2 separate regions of the Mus musculus genome follow, and region 2 is linked to region 1. The links are chromatin loops, found by intact Hi-C in ENCODE. Cell type or tissue: left cerebral cortex. All regions are shown on one strand. Links, peaks and the distances in the headings refer to the core of each region. The heading gives the core; the rest is flanking DNA. Region 1 holds the start of Mapk10 (mitogen-activated protein kinase 10). Region 2 has its middle 11 kb from the start of 1700021F02Rik.

What was found. Peaks named below come from ENCODE experiments on the same cell type or tissue, not always from the same donor. Only the 100,000 strongest peaks of a DNase experiment are listed, where the experiment ranks them.
Region 2: it touches region 1 in a loop (7-fold over the local background); 7 of 42 quality-filtered maps call a loop at or near these places.

The regions. Positions count from the first base shown.
Region 1 is chr5:103,205,660-103,212,966 of GRCm38, forward strand. Mapk10 (mitogen-activated protein kinase 10) reads right to left here and starts at 5,675. Exons shown (of 14, transcript NM_001081567.2): 1 at 5,231-5,675; 2 at 167-281. In left cerebral cortex, for the core only: no CTCF peak of the experiment used is centred there; DNase peaks (open chromatin) are centred at 2,446, 2,669, 3,425, 3,991 and 2 more places; H3K4me3 peaks cover 3,618 bases; H3K27ac peaks cover 3,406 bases.
Region 2 is chr5:103,332,153-103,339,459 of GRCm38, forward strand. No RefSeq gene overlaps it. Among named protein-coding and RNA genes, the nearest start is that of 1700021F02Rik, 11 kb to the right of the region's middle. In left cerebral cortex, for the core only: no CTCF peak of the experiment used is centred there; DNase peaks (open chromatin) are centred at 4,070 and 4,469; H3K4me3 peaks cover 483 bases; H3K27ac peaks cover 319 bases.

The DNA.
Region 1 (7,307 bases), core at 1,267-5,266:
ATCAATTAATATACATGTTCTTTTCCAATGATTTTTGCCTAGATCGACTCCATTTTGAGCAGTGCTTCTTCAAATCCATCTATGAGGCGATATGTGGCAATATGGTAAACGGGTCTTGTTGACTCTCAGCATCCTACTAAGGAATACTTGAAGATGCTTCACTTACCACTGCTTCTGTGGCTTCTCATCTATGGGAAAGGGGTCTTAACTCAACAGCGTCTTGCCTGAGTGGCCATAACCAAGATCTGCGATGATCCTGCTGGTGCTGTTCTCACAATAGCCTAAAACCAGAGCAGAACGATGCTTCAGTTGCATTTTAAGATTCCACACTCAACTTCATCTTCATGACTAAAACCAAAATACTAACATCAAATACAATAGAACAGTTTCCCCGGGGTGGCAAGGAAACAACATAGGACATTTGAGGTAAGAGTTTCTGTTAGAATCTGTTGCAAATGAAGAAACTTTTGGTGGCCTCTGTAGCAGAACAGCTAGAAGTTTGTAAACTCTGACCATGGAACTCAGTTACTAAGTATCTGAATGGATAGGATATTTACTTCTCTAACTGTGGACTTTCAATCAGTTCAGCTTCCACTGGAACACAGTCTTCTTTTTACAGCACAGTTCACTGGAAGAATGGCTACACAGCTACTAACAAAAAGAATCCCCTGGTATCCACAACATAAAAACTAAGCAGATGCTGTTCTGGAGGCAAAAGAGGCCACTATAGTAATCTGATCTTATTACAGACCCACTCCTTATCCTTGCTGCCTTCCTTATTTTAGAGCAGAGTCTCAAGGCCCATGCCAAGTTTTTAATGTTCTTCCTACTGTCAAACCTCAGGCTTGATATCCAGCTTAACAAATATGGCCGCCATCTTGAAATTATCTCCCTTTCTGGTCAAATAAGGGTCTCATCACCGTCCCTGGTGTTAATTTCTAGGAATACTTTCCCCACCATCCTCTCATCTACTTCTAACATCCAGGCATGGTCTGCTTCATCATACATAGCCATTTTAAAGCAGAGTGTATCTTCCTCTTCTTCATTCCTATTGTACTGACCATCAAACTGTCCTGTCTTCACTGTTTAAGTCAACTCCCCACACGAGCATTGACTCCAACACCTGAAACCCATCTCACCGTCTTTCATGCATTGCATTTTTCAATTAACAGACAACTATTGTGTGCCTAGTGTGCCCACTGTGTGCTAGGCTGATATGACACAGTATCTGAAGGGACAGGAAATTACTGTTTGGTGAGGTGGTTGGTGTGAAGAGAAAAGCTCCCCCTAGAGACACAAAATAAACACAGCCAAGTAAGTAGTCCTAGGAGCCTGCCTTCATACTCTGTGGTTTCAGGACCCATTTCCACATGGAAAGAGAACAATGACTCCAGGATCCCACACTTAGGAAGCATCTAGTACATCCAGGCCAGCCACTAGCCACACACCAGGACTTGGTTTTATTTCTATGAGGAAAACCCACTGACATGAATTTTTAGAGCTTTTAAGTCTCTGTTGCTTATGTTTTGTCTTGATCCTGAAATTAGGGAGGAAGAGGGAGGAGGAGTAAGGGGAGGAATTTGTAGAAACCTGTCCCTTACTGTGCAGGCTGCTTAGCAATGCCTGGTGCCCTGTGCCATGCCTGGTGCCCTGTGCCATGGCTGGTGCCCTGTGCTCTGCCTGATACCTTGTACCATGCCTGGTGCCCTGTGCTCTGCCTGGTACCCTGTACCATGCCTGGTACCCTGTGCCATGGCTGGTGCCCTGTACCATAGCTGGTGCCCTGTGCCATCCCTGGTACCCTGTGCCATGCCTGTTACTCTATGCCATGCCTGGTGCCCTGTGCTTTGCCTGGTGCCCTGTACCATGCCTGATGCCCTGTGCCATGGCTGCACCTTCAGTCTGCACACCACTCAGAGTGTGTGAGCAGTTGTGAGTGGAATAATTCCACCAGAGCTCGCTATCATTTATCTTTCTGTACAAAGCTTGGCTTTCCATTCCCACCAGCGCTCTTCTATGAAGTCTATGGGTTTTGTATCTTGGAGGCACCAGGGATGACAATGGTGAAAAAGGCCAAAGTAGCTTGTTGTGGGTCCAAAATGTCAATTAGACTACAAAATTCATTGCTGAAAATAGGTGTGTTTGGAAACTGCTTGCATACATATAAGTTTGATTTAGAGATCTTTCACTGTTACCCAATGTTGTTTCCACTCATTTTACCAAGATTCACTATTAAAAAAGAAAAAGAAAAAAAAAAGGTTTTTCTATGTTAAAGATGAGGGAAACAATGGTCCTCAAAATACACAGATTTTTAACTTTCCTTTCTCTAATTAGCTGGAGAGATTGAAATGTACTCAAACTGTGGGTGTTGCGGGGGTTGGGAGGATCAGTCTGCTCAAAACACTTGAACTTCAGTGTGAAAGCCAGTAAGGAGTAACTAACACACAAGCTCCCTTCTAAATGACAGCTTCTCCTCAAACAATATGCAGCAAGCCCTCTTACCCGAGCCGGCAGCACCGGGTCTCAACACAAGATTATGCAATGCAATAAATAATCTCAATATGCTGAAGACACAAATGGATTTTGTTCGCCTTGACTGATGATACAGCTGCCCTCCCGGGAGTCTGTAGGCCGCTTTCCCCAGGAGCCCTCCCCTCCTCACTAGCTCTAGCTCGGGGGAGAAGGTGCAGTCACAGATGCCTGTATGGAGGGAGCTCCTTTGCGTGCCCGCAGCCAGGAGAGCACTGCACTCCTTTCTAGTTGCTACTGGACACTTCTGCACCCCTCTATAAAAGACTGCCACCATGCCAAACAAGAGCTTGGGAAGGAACCTTACAGGAAGCAGGGCAGGGGTACAGGGATGAAGTCCTCTACAGTGTGGATCCGTTTGCTTCTCATACAGACTGAAGGCAGCCTTCGCCAGCAGCCCATTTTTCTGACAAGCAACCAAAGACTTGCTTGGCTTAGTCACAGCCATACCACTCCAGAGCTAGCCTCTAGCTACAAATAACACCTGAGGTCAGCTCTGGTGCAAGAAGAAAACACACCTGACCCCGTGCTTAATAAACAAGGAAACCTCACTGGGTCTTTATCTTGTCATCAGGATGGAAAGGCTTTGTGGCTAAGCTTATATTCCAAGAGACAGGTTCGTTTACATGAGCCTAGAATATAACTTTGAGTATATGTATATTCCTTTGAACACTTACATTTAGGCAAATCTCCTTTGCTCCTGATATTCCTATAGCACAACACTGGCAGCGAGTGAGTTTCGCTGTAGATTTCAAATAACACTTCTATGGCATCCGTGTCACCTCTCAGTTCCTCTTAACCTTGAAGCATCTTGACCACATACTATGAAACCGTAGTACTAGCTGCAGATGCGCCAGACAATGACAGAGAGAGCACACTCGGTCCCTGGGGGATCCGTTTGTAATCACCCCTTCAGCATGCAAACATATCCCCCTCCCCCAGCCGATGCTGTTTTGGGGGAAAGCAAGCAGGAAGCTGGAGGCAGCTGAATCTGCCACTCCCCAGGTAGTGTCTCAGCTCCCCTGTCACTGGGAACCTCTTTTCATTACTACTGCAAAAATCTTGCCCTGAAAAATGAAAGCTATGAAGGACCAAAATGAAAGCTATGAAGGACCGGAGGGAAGAAGAAGCCAACAAGGAAGCTGGAAACTCATGCTTAAGGTCAACCGCCTTTCTCATCTGCTTTTCTAGTACTTTGTGTCAATTTGAAGGGTAAGACCTAGACACCCCCCCCCCCAACGAAAGAGAGGAAACACACAGCAGAAGCAGCAGGACTGCTACATCAAACTGTCTAGCCCTATATCCCCATGATTCCAAAGTGGAGTTGGAGGCTCCTGAATCCATTCATGAGCATGGCTCCTGTGCTGACATGCTCACTGAGGACAGCCATCTACTGAAGCCTCTCTGAGAGAAGTGGCTATTACCGCAACCATTTTAAATGCATTGACCAGCATCCTGCAAACCCATCCAGGATTGGCAAAAGCAGCATTAGAAAGAGGCAGAAATTGGGCAAAAGAAAGTGGTGCCTGGTAACGGCAGCCTTCCTTCACTCCCGGCTGTGGCCTGTCCCATATGACTTAGCCTGTGTTCATGAAAGTTATCTCCGTCACACAGACACATCGCTCTGCAGCAAACGCAGAGCATGTAAACAACCTTGTGGCTGCTTCAAAACCTAGTGCCCTGGGGTAAGCCATTCCTTTCTGTGGCCAAATTGCAATGCCCTTGAAAGTTATCTGCAGAAGAGAGTCAAAGCAGCACCTAGGTCCTTCTATTTAAATGTCGGAAGGAAAAGGATATGTATTTTTTTCCTTGAAATATCCATAACCTGATTTACTTGGAGGTTTTTCAAATAAAGCACTCTTATTCTCTGAAGCACAAACACATAAATTCTGATAACTGTATCATCAAGCTCCTTTCCAATGACAGCTTTTTTTTTTCTTTCTGAAAATGCTCTGACATTTCTAGGGGACACAGTATCTCAGCACTGAATACCTGGGAACCTTGCCATAGAAAAATGCTGCCTGCTGTGACTGAGAGATCACTTTCTTAAAGGGACCTTCACCTGGGTGGCTGCGGTGCCGCCGGTGTTTGCTCCTTTCCCTGGTCTGTTCCCTGTCCTGTGTTCCTGTCTGCAGCCCAAATTTAGCTCAGGGTCTTTCTACAAGAGGAACATAGTTTCTAATATTTTGGTAAATACCTCTAAACTGCAAGAATGTATTCTAGAATATTTAAAGTTAAACCGGTCTGGAAATAAACATTTATGTTTACTAATAACATTTTTGAATGTTTTATGAGACCCATAGCATTTCTCAGTTAAAGTGAGATCCAGACTCCTCTCTCTCTCTCTCTCTCTCCTCTCTCTCTCTCTCTCTCTCTCTTTCTCTCTCTTTCCTCTCCCCCCTTACCCCCCTCGTGTGTGTTTCTCTTACTCTGCCAAGTCATAACAATAATGGTCTGTCCCACCTTCTAGAATTCTTCACTCCAAACAGAAAGATTTTAGCCTCCATCTGAGAAGAGATGCTTTGCCCAGAGAGAAACACCAGTTTTCTGCCTCACAGATAGTACACTTGATTAAACCGGCTCTCCAACACCATCACTTCCTACTTTCTCATGCTCTCTCCCATTCCACCAGGAACGATGACAGATATCATCCACCCTCCCAAACCAGGTTAGAACCCAGAATGAGCAAGGAGCCACCTACCATTCCGTGCCTGAGAACTAGGATCCTGGTCCGGCTGTTTGCCCCAGAAATCCTCCCTACTGGGTAGTCATTAGCCACATTCCAAACCGGAGTAAGGAGCAGAGTCTTTGGAGGTGTAGCGATTGTTTAAAAATAATAACAGACAGGTGATTTCCAAGAAGACCCAATCTTTAGCTCACTCAAGCCCCTAGTAATTGAGGAGTGAGGAGGAAAAAGGAAATTTGTAAAAATGAAAATAGAAAAAAAAAAGGGTAAGCATATAAGAAGCACCACCCACCCCCCATAAAAATAAACTGAGACGACGAGGAGGCTTAAGAGAAGAGAGAGCGGCTTGCTGAATCACCCTCTCACTGCCTGGAAACCATTGTGCAGCGGGAGGCTGCCTGTACCATTGTGGAACCTACCAGAGGAGACGGACAGAGGGCTTGGGGAATGGGGTTGCTATGGCAACTGAAAGGAGCACACATGACGTCAAAGCCCAGAGAGGTCTAGGGAGGGGTAGGAGGAGGAAAGAGAAAAAGGAAAAAGTCTATCTGTGGCTACAGCTACCTCGTTTTCTGGCAAAATGAGAAGCAGGCTTCGGAACTTGGCAACCAAAATATGCGAATTCAGCGTGCGGGGGGGGGGGGGTGGTGGGGGTGGTAGGGGGGGTGGAATTCTGCACGAAGCCAAAGAGCATCCTCCCTGCTGCTCCAGCTCTGCACAGCACCAAGGGCAGATCAAACAGCCATTGGGAAGCCAGTCACCCCGGATTTTCAACTACCTCAGCTTTTTACAAACAGCGAAGGAAGGCAGAGGTGTACCATCTCTCTGAATGTGAAAACAAACAAGAGATGAATTCAACCTCAGAAGAGATGCAAGATTGGACCTGCGTCTGGACCATAGAGGTCATTTGTCCAACCCCATTTCTTCTTAGTCTCCCTATTTTTGTACAAACCCTGCATAAATATCCGCTAAAGCAAACTGGCTAGACCGGTATTTATAGTGCAGTTTAAGGTAGAAAGAAACTACTGACAATTTGAGTTAATAAATTAAGGGTACTGTGGTATTCTTTTTCTGGTTTCAGAAAATTCCATGGGAAACTAATACAAATTGAATTTACTACATATCTAATTTTTAAGCAAATTTTCTGACTTTGCTATATGAAATTTTAAATCATGTATATATGTGTGTGTGTGTGTGTGTGTGTGTATAGATATAGATGATATAGATATGGATGATATAGATATAGATGGAATGATCCCTAGAGTACTTTCACTATTAAAATGTTTACCAAAACAATTTTCACCTTATTTCACATATAGCATCATTTCAATACATATTTTGAAAGTAATCCTAGTCTTTGGACTTTTCAAGCTACACAATTAGATTCAATGCTGGTTTTTCTCAAACATCTTTTAGATGGGTTTCCATCTATTGAACCAAAGTGATGCTAAAATTCATGTTTTCACACCGTGCTCTGGAACTGGCCCACTGACTTGAGCGAGGAGCCCCTGTCCCTCTGCCGTAGGGTTATGAGTAAGGTTAAACAGGTGTAAAGCCAGCAGAGATGGCGGACCCTGCGATGCATCATGAGATCCTGAGGGACCACATCGAGTTTTCAGTCCCCGAGATGTTTTACCCGAGAAGAAAGCCCAGAAAGGAAAAGTTGTGTGAGCTCTCGCTCTACAACTCCCAACATGTTGTTGGTTGTTTCTGTGTTCTGAATTCAAGTCCCATGAGAACCAGTAGCTGACTGCTAATTTTTACTCTCCACTTGGGTCTACTTATACATTATGACTGCCTGGTATAAACTATGGATGAACAGCCAAGCAACTTCACAGTAGACAGCTTCTAAATTATTGGTCTAAATGTCCTTCCTTTCCTCTGCTTCTCTCTCTCCACCTTTTCTGTGCTAGGAACCAGAGGTCAAGGCCTACATATGCTAAGCCAGCCCTGTGCCACCATGCAGCATCCCCAATGTGTTTCCATGGCAAAGTCAATCCCAATAATGACATTGACAAGGAAACACTGGACTTCGGCTCTTACCTTGCACTCTGAACAAATACTAAAGCAAGAGAAGTTATATGCCACAACA
Region 2 (7,307 bases), core at 2,114-6,113, 130 kb after region 1:
GTTAGAGAGTTCCTGTTTCAAACAGTCCCTTTCTAAGGAAAACACCAAATGCCAGCATCTCAACAAGAGTGTGCTACTTCAGCTCCCTTAAATATCGTTTTTCAATGGACTAAAAGTGTGTCTTCCATCAATTTTTTACACTGATATACTGTTTATGCTTCTAATTATGAAGTCTGCACTTGCATGGAGGTTGATTATTAGTACTCAGTTTGCTATTTGTGAACATCTGGGATGAGTGATTTATTCAATGAGTGGGTTTTCTAAATTTTAAACTAAAAAAAAAAACTAAAGCCAAACACTAGAAATACAAGGTTTACGTTCAAGTAACATTACACAGACTGAGAAAAATTATATTTATGTGTTATATTAAGCATTATATATTAAGGAATACATATGTGTGGTGTGTGTCTTTGTGTGAGTCTCTGTGTGTGTCTGTATGTGTGAATCTGTTTATTTCTGTGTATGTTTATGTGTTTGTATCTGTGTGAATGTGTGTCTGTGTTTATGTCTGTGTGTGTATCTGTTTAAGTGTCTATATATGTATATCTGTATGTCTGTGTGTGTGTGTATCTGTTTAAGTGCCTATGTGTGTAAATCTGTCTCTGGGTGTGTGTAATTGTGTCTGTATGTATGTGTATATGTATGTGAACAATTAAGGAAAAGGTAACTAGATGCTATGGATTTGAGAGACAGCAGTCTTAATAGCTCAAAAATAAGAAATGCTTGACGTCCAATGAAGATGTCTGAATGACTGAGAATTCCATTCATTCATATTGATCTGAGTATGCAGTGGGTTGTTTGCTTTAAGAAAACATAGATGTGTATCAAAAGTCTCCAAGATAGACAGGACAGTGTGATTTGCACAATTCCATCTTAGAACTGAAACAAAGCAGGAACTCATCTCGCTTGGAGCCCCCATCCCTTGTCTGATAGAGATCCCCATTCCTAGCCTCATGTCTCCCACCTCCAGCAAATCACTCAGCTCATTGATCTTTCCTGTTCCAATTCTAGATCACTAGTAAGGAAGATCTAAGTCATGCCATCCTGGGAATCCAATGGCTTCTCTAGGTTCTGATTCTCTCTGTTGCTATCACTGAGGTCAGAGAGAGCCAAGGACTTGTATGTATGACCTCAGAAGGCCTGGAGAGTACTGGCTCCCCCTCCAGAGCAAGCGGTTTATAATTACTTATAACTTCAACTTCAGGGCCTCTGCAGGCACCAAGCATACATGTGGTGTACAGACAAACATACAGGCAAATTATTATTTTTTAAAGGAATTTCCCAGGAACTGGAATGATTTGGACATACCAACATACTAACTCTGTTCTCACCCAGATCTGATGGCCCACACCTGTAATCTAGTGCCTGGGAGAGGCTGAAACAGAAGGATTGCTACAAATTAAAAACAAAAACAAAGTATTTTGTCATACATGTTTCTATGCATCCATTCATCACTTATGTACAAACGGAATAATATAGCACCAATCATTTGGTCACCTTAACCTTACAGTATGTCCCATACATATTTCCATCTGCACATCAGTTTTGTTAGTCTTTGAATGTGCTTGGCAGAGCAGAAGCACCCAGTTACTTGAGATGAACGAAGCATCTATAATCTCACACTTGGTTATTCTACTTAATAAAGAAAATTTCAAAGATAGTTGAAAGCAATCTGTGACAATGAATTAGTGTTACAATGGCTTGCATATACATTAAGTGAACTTCTCAAGGCTAACTCAATAATGTTGAAATAAAAGTACTATTTTTAAAAAACAAAATGCACTAGTTTGCCAATGATCCCAGGAGGAAATGTTGGACTTTCACCTCTATAACTGGAGACTTAGTAGCTGTCTTCTGAATGCAGAGGTATGCCAACCATTATCCAGCCATCCCTTATATATTATTTCTGGGACAGGACACTGAAAATATTTGCATGATCAGACACTTCACTAGTTTCTAAGAATGCTTATTTTCTCTCTTTATCGTTGCCTTGACCAACTTATCATGTTCCTCTCTGTCCAATTTACCAAGCTAGTGAAAGACCCACAAAGTGAGGACTCCCCCACATTCTGACTCAGGAGAGGTGACACCCCAAATCACTCACAAGAAACAACCTTTGATGCAAACCGCAAGAGGACTTTTAGTCCAGGCGCACTGTGGGGCCCACAGTTGTACACCACACAGGGGTAGAGGACCGTGGACTCTGAGTATCTGAGAAAGGGGGGTATTTAAAGGAAAAAGCACAACCCAAGTGGGTAGAGAGGATGTTATTGGAAAATGCTGAAAATACCAGTGGAAAAAAATCACAAGAGGAAACCCCCTGCTTCTCAAGATTATTCTCAAGATTTTAATCTAACTTTTGTGGTTGGCCAGTTCCTGAAACAGGGTCACTGAACCGACTAACCTACATTCTTGTAGGGGGTCTGAATTTTTCCTTGTCTTTCACTAGAAAGTCTTCAGAAAGGCCAGTTACTGACCAGCAGGCCCCCACACAAACGGGCAGCTCAAAGACAGACTGGCCAGTCTGTACAAGAAGTGAATAATAGGGGCTGGTGAGATGGCTCAGGGGGTAAGAGCACCCGATTGTTCTTCCGAAGGTCCAGAGTTCAAATCCCAGCAACCACATGGTGGCTCACAACCATCTGTAATGAGATCTGACGCCCTCTTCTGGTGTGTCTGAAGACAGCTACAGTGTACTGAGATATAATAAATAAATAAATAAATAAATAAATAAATCTTAAAAAAAAAAACTTATTAAAAAAAAAAAAAAAAGAAGTGAATAATATGTGGTCAGCTCAGATTCTGGGATAATCTTTGTGAGAATCTTTGCAAATGCCCCTCTTTCACTCTGACACAAATGAAAACAACAAATAATTAAAAATTAAGGTGAGGATTAGTGAAATGGCTCAATGGGTCGGGTTCTTAGCATCAAATCTGAAGGAAGCCCTATGTTCGATCCCTGAGAAGCACAAGGTAGAAGGACTAAACTGTTTTTATACTGCATTTTATAAAGAGATAAGAGACAAGAGATAATTGGTGGCAGTGTGGTAGGGTGCAGGGGAAGGGGGTGCCTCTACGGGCCCATGCTGAGGCATCCCTTCCCTCTGAGGTACCAGCCATATGATAGTATAATATAGAATAGAGTTTATTCAGGGCATGGGGAGGAGAGTTAAGAGGGTAGCAGAGAGAGAGAGAGAGAGAGAGAGAGAGAGAGAGAGAAGAGGCCATGAGAGTGGAGAGAGAGGAGGGAGGGAAATGGGGAGCGAGGAGCTGGAACAGGAGCAAGAGCAGGAGAGCAACAAAGTGGGGGGGGGGGGGCAAGGAGCCCTTTTTATAGAGAGTCAGGCACACCTGGCTATTGCCAGGTAACTGTGGGGCGAAGCCTAGACTAAATGCCAACAAAAACTGTCTTCCACAAGCTGTCCCTCTAACCCACACATGCACACATACATACATACATACACACACACACACACACACAAAGTAGATAGATAGATAATTTTTAAAGTGATAAATGTGTAGCCATCAGCTTTAAAATCTAATTTTTATAGAAGGAATTGGATTTCAATTCCTCTTACTTTATCAGAAATAGATTTAATCCAAGTTTTTTTTTTAACCACAAAAGTGGGGAAAAAAAGCCTAGCCTTTTAATAGTTATTATTTTATTTTTGAAAACTATTTGTTCCTACTCTCTAACGTTCTGGTTTTTGTTTTTGCTTTTTACCATATCTAGCCCCTTAACTCCATTTGGCTTTACCTCCTAATTAGCCTCCATTGAAAGATTTCGGTCTGTCCCTCACCCATTGTGTGAGCTTTGACCCTGGCTGTGGCACATAATGAACCTTCTCTGGTGGTGAGAAGTGCTTAAGGAGATTTATTTGTTTTTAAGGCTGAGCAGCCACTTTGTCTATTTCACTGGAGACAAAGATTTAAAGCTAGAAACAGGCGCCCAAGAGAGCAGTTGCCTTAGGATTTTTAGAAGGCAAGAAATTCAAATTAACCCCATGTAGCCATCTGTCAGAACTGCCAATCTGACGGGAAAGCAGTGAGCACTTGGTGTTCGGCTGCTGGCTGCTTGCTTTCCCTAACTTGGCAGCACTGAGTTACTTCTCTCTGCTATTTAAAGCCAAGTGCAGCCCAATCGTGGGGTTTTACCGATTCTAAAGGAAAAACCACAGAAGGAACCGCAACACTGAAGGCGAAGGAGACGCTTCAGTGCCTTCAAAACCAAACTCTTCATGACATTTTCACTTTCCTTCCCAGTAAAATGTTTGAAGGACAAAGCTGGTCTTAAATGAGGTGATGTTGGACTTGTTTACATACAAATAATATCCTAGCAATTTAATGTTACAAGACAGACTGTTTCTTTTCCAAATGGTAGACACCTGTCTAATTCATGTGTGGGGAGACACAGCCCGTAGCTTAAGCCTTAGGTCTTAAGCACCCAGCACAGTGATTATGAATCATGGGTCGGCGTTATTTAATGTTGCTTTAAATCTAGTGCTATGGATTTCATTTCAAACAGTCATCATCCCAACATAAATCTTGTCTGCAGGAAGAAGCGCTCTACCCTGCGGCCCTCCCTCTCTTTACCTTCCATCCCCCTCAGGAGAAGACAGGCTATGAGGGCTGCAGACAAAGGGGCGGGTACGGAGGGAAGATCAGACAAGAGGAGACACTGGGAACTCCTCCCACCCACCCGTTTCAAAAGACTATGCCCTGTTGTAGCAATGTGAAGTCTATAATTGGTTGGCTTATCTCTCCCAATAAGCAATGTTTTGATAAAAAAAAAAAAAAAAAAAAATACGATGGCCAGAAACATCTGCCAAGCTTGAACTCCTCACCCAGTAAATTTTCAGACTAAACTGGTGCCTGTCCTAACCACGCCTCAGCGTGAAATCTCTCATCCTACCAGAAGGTGTTGAAAGTGGGGGGCCACAGCGAAACCATTACAGGGCTCTAGGTTACGCCTAATAAAAATAAAAGTAGGACTATTTAGACAAACCACAACTACCTAGCAAAGCTTTAAACTTGACTTTTTGTTTCAGGCTGGGATACTGAGAGATACAAAGAGCTGGTTCTTGGATTTTAGCTATACAAGAATTGTAACTGTTACAGTAGGGTTAAAATGTGAGAATGCCTGAAGCGCTTCACTCCTGTGACTAAGCTGTCACAATATTTACATTGTGTCCCTGTCATGCCTCCTACCTCTCCCTGCTCTCCCCAGCAGGTCTCCCAGGGCCCTTTCTGTGTCAAAAGGGGAGACTTTTGTCAGACAGAAATTGTACCTTTCCAAAGGATCCTTTGTTTGATTGTGTTGATTGATTGTCATGTTTATTTCTTTAAGCTTCTTTTTTCCAGAACCCTGGATGACTCCTTTCATTTTGATTTTTGTTCACGAAATCACGTTTTTAGGTCAGTTGGCTCTTTTTAGAGAGATATTACATATGGTTATGACTCTTCTTTCAAAATCGTTCAGTAAATTGATTCTTTATTTGTTTGAACAGTACGGAAACTAAGCCGGTAGCAGATGAACAAAAACATGAATGAGCTGGAGCAGTCTACACTGGGTGTCTGCTGATGCTCTGAGGCGTCACGGGGACACAAAGGGTGGTGCAAAAACGCCAGGCCACAAACCTCACACTAATATTAGAAATAAATTAGTAATGATTAAAACAGAAGCTATTATGTAGTTGTATCATCCCATACAAACATTATTAGAATATTAGAGTTTACTGAACTCTAGTCAAGAATCAAGTTCTCTATAACTCAAATGCACTTCATCTCCCACATGTCCAGGGTCCTTAGAGTGCTGAACAGCTCCTCTAATGGACGTGTTCAAGGTATTAATGAGACCCTGCCTCCTCATCACTCAAAGCTGCAAAACCTGCCCCCTTCATGCAACTTACAGAAACAGAGAAATGTAAGAGTGGGAAGCAGAAATGTGAGGCTTATGTAGGGTGGCCACATTGAAAAGAGGAATACACAAAGTGTCGGACAACCCCACGGCCTTTCTCGGGGTGCTGACATGAAGTTTAAGTACAGAAAGAATTAGAAGGGAATTATGGAGGTCTGCATATTTAAAAAGTCTCTACCCAGGTATGGTCTGGTTAATCCTTGTTTCGATTCTGGTTCAGGATTCCAGTGTATACTGAAGACCAGCTGAGACATTCAGCCTTGGAAACTGAACAACTACTGGAGTCTTGGGCTTTCCGTTCATAGTTAGCCATTGTTGGATTCGCTGGACCACAGCCTGGAAGTCATTCTAATAAGTTCCCTTTCTATATAGAGAGATTCATCCTGTAAGTTCTGTTACTCTAGAGAACCCTGACTAATGCAGCCTTTTTGTAAAGTTTACCTCATCCTTTCTGTTTTGTATTACTCCATTTTTTACTGCCAAGTTTTAAGACTATGTAGGTGGTCAAAAACTAGGTTTTCTGCTGTTAACGTCAGCTGAGGCTCTAGTCTTTAGAGTGCTCCATTTAGGAAGCTGATCTTTCACTCTTTTTTTTTCAGTTGAGTATTTCATATAACATACTTTGATCAAACCCACTCCCCTTATTCCCTCTCTTCCAATCCATCCCCTACACCCTCCAACTTCATGTGTTTGTTTTTGAAACTCACTGAATCCATTTACTGTTGGCCATATGCGCATGCATATAGGACTACCCTTTACTGGAACATGGGTAGCCTGGCAGAGGGCACCCCTAAAGAAAGCTTAATTTCCACGCCACAAAAACCATCAGTTGCTAGTATCTATTCAGCAAGGGGTGAGACATCAAAAATTCCTGTCTATGCTGGGATGTAGGCCATCTGATCTTCTGCAGGTCCTGTGCGTGTAGTCACAGAACACGCACTGCCAGTTTATGTGTGCACTGGCCCTGTAATACCCAACAGATGTGTTGCCATAGATGACCACCATCTCTTGCTCTTACAACCTTTTCAATCCCTTCTTCCTTGATCTCTGAGCTTTGAGAGATGAGGGTGTATGACAGTTTGTATATGCTTGGCCCTGGGAGTGGCACTATTAGAAGATGTGGCCCTGTTGGAGTAGTTGTGGCCTTGTTGGAGTAGGTGTGTCACTGTGGGTGTGAGCTTTAAGACCCTCATCCTAGCTGTCTGGAAGTAAGTATTCTGCTAGCAGCCTTTAGATGAAGATGTGGAACTCTCAGATCATCCTGCACCATGCCTGCTTGGATGCTGCCATGTTCTCACTTTGATGATAATGAACTGAACCACTGAATCTGTAAGCCAGCTCCAATTAAATGTTGTCCTTATAAGAGTTGTCTTGGGAGCCAGGCATGGTG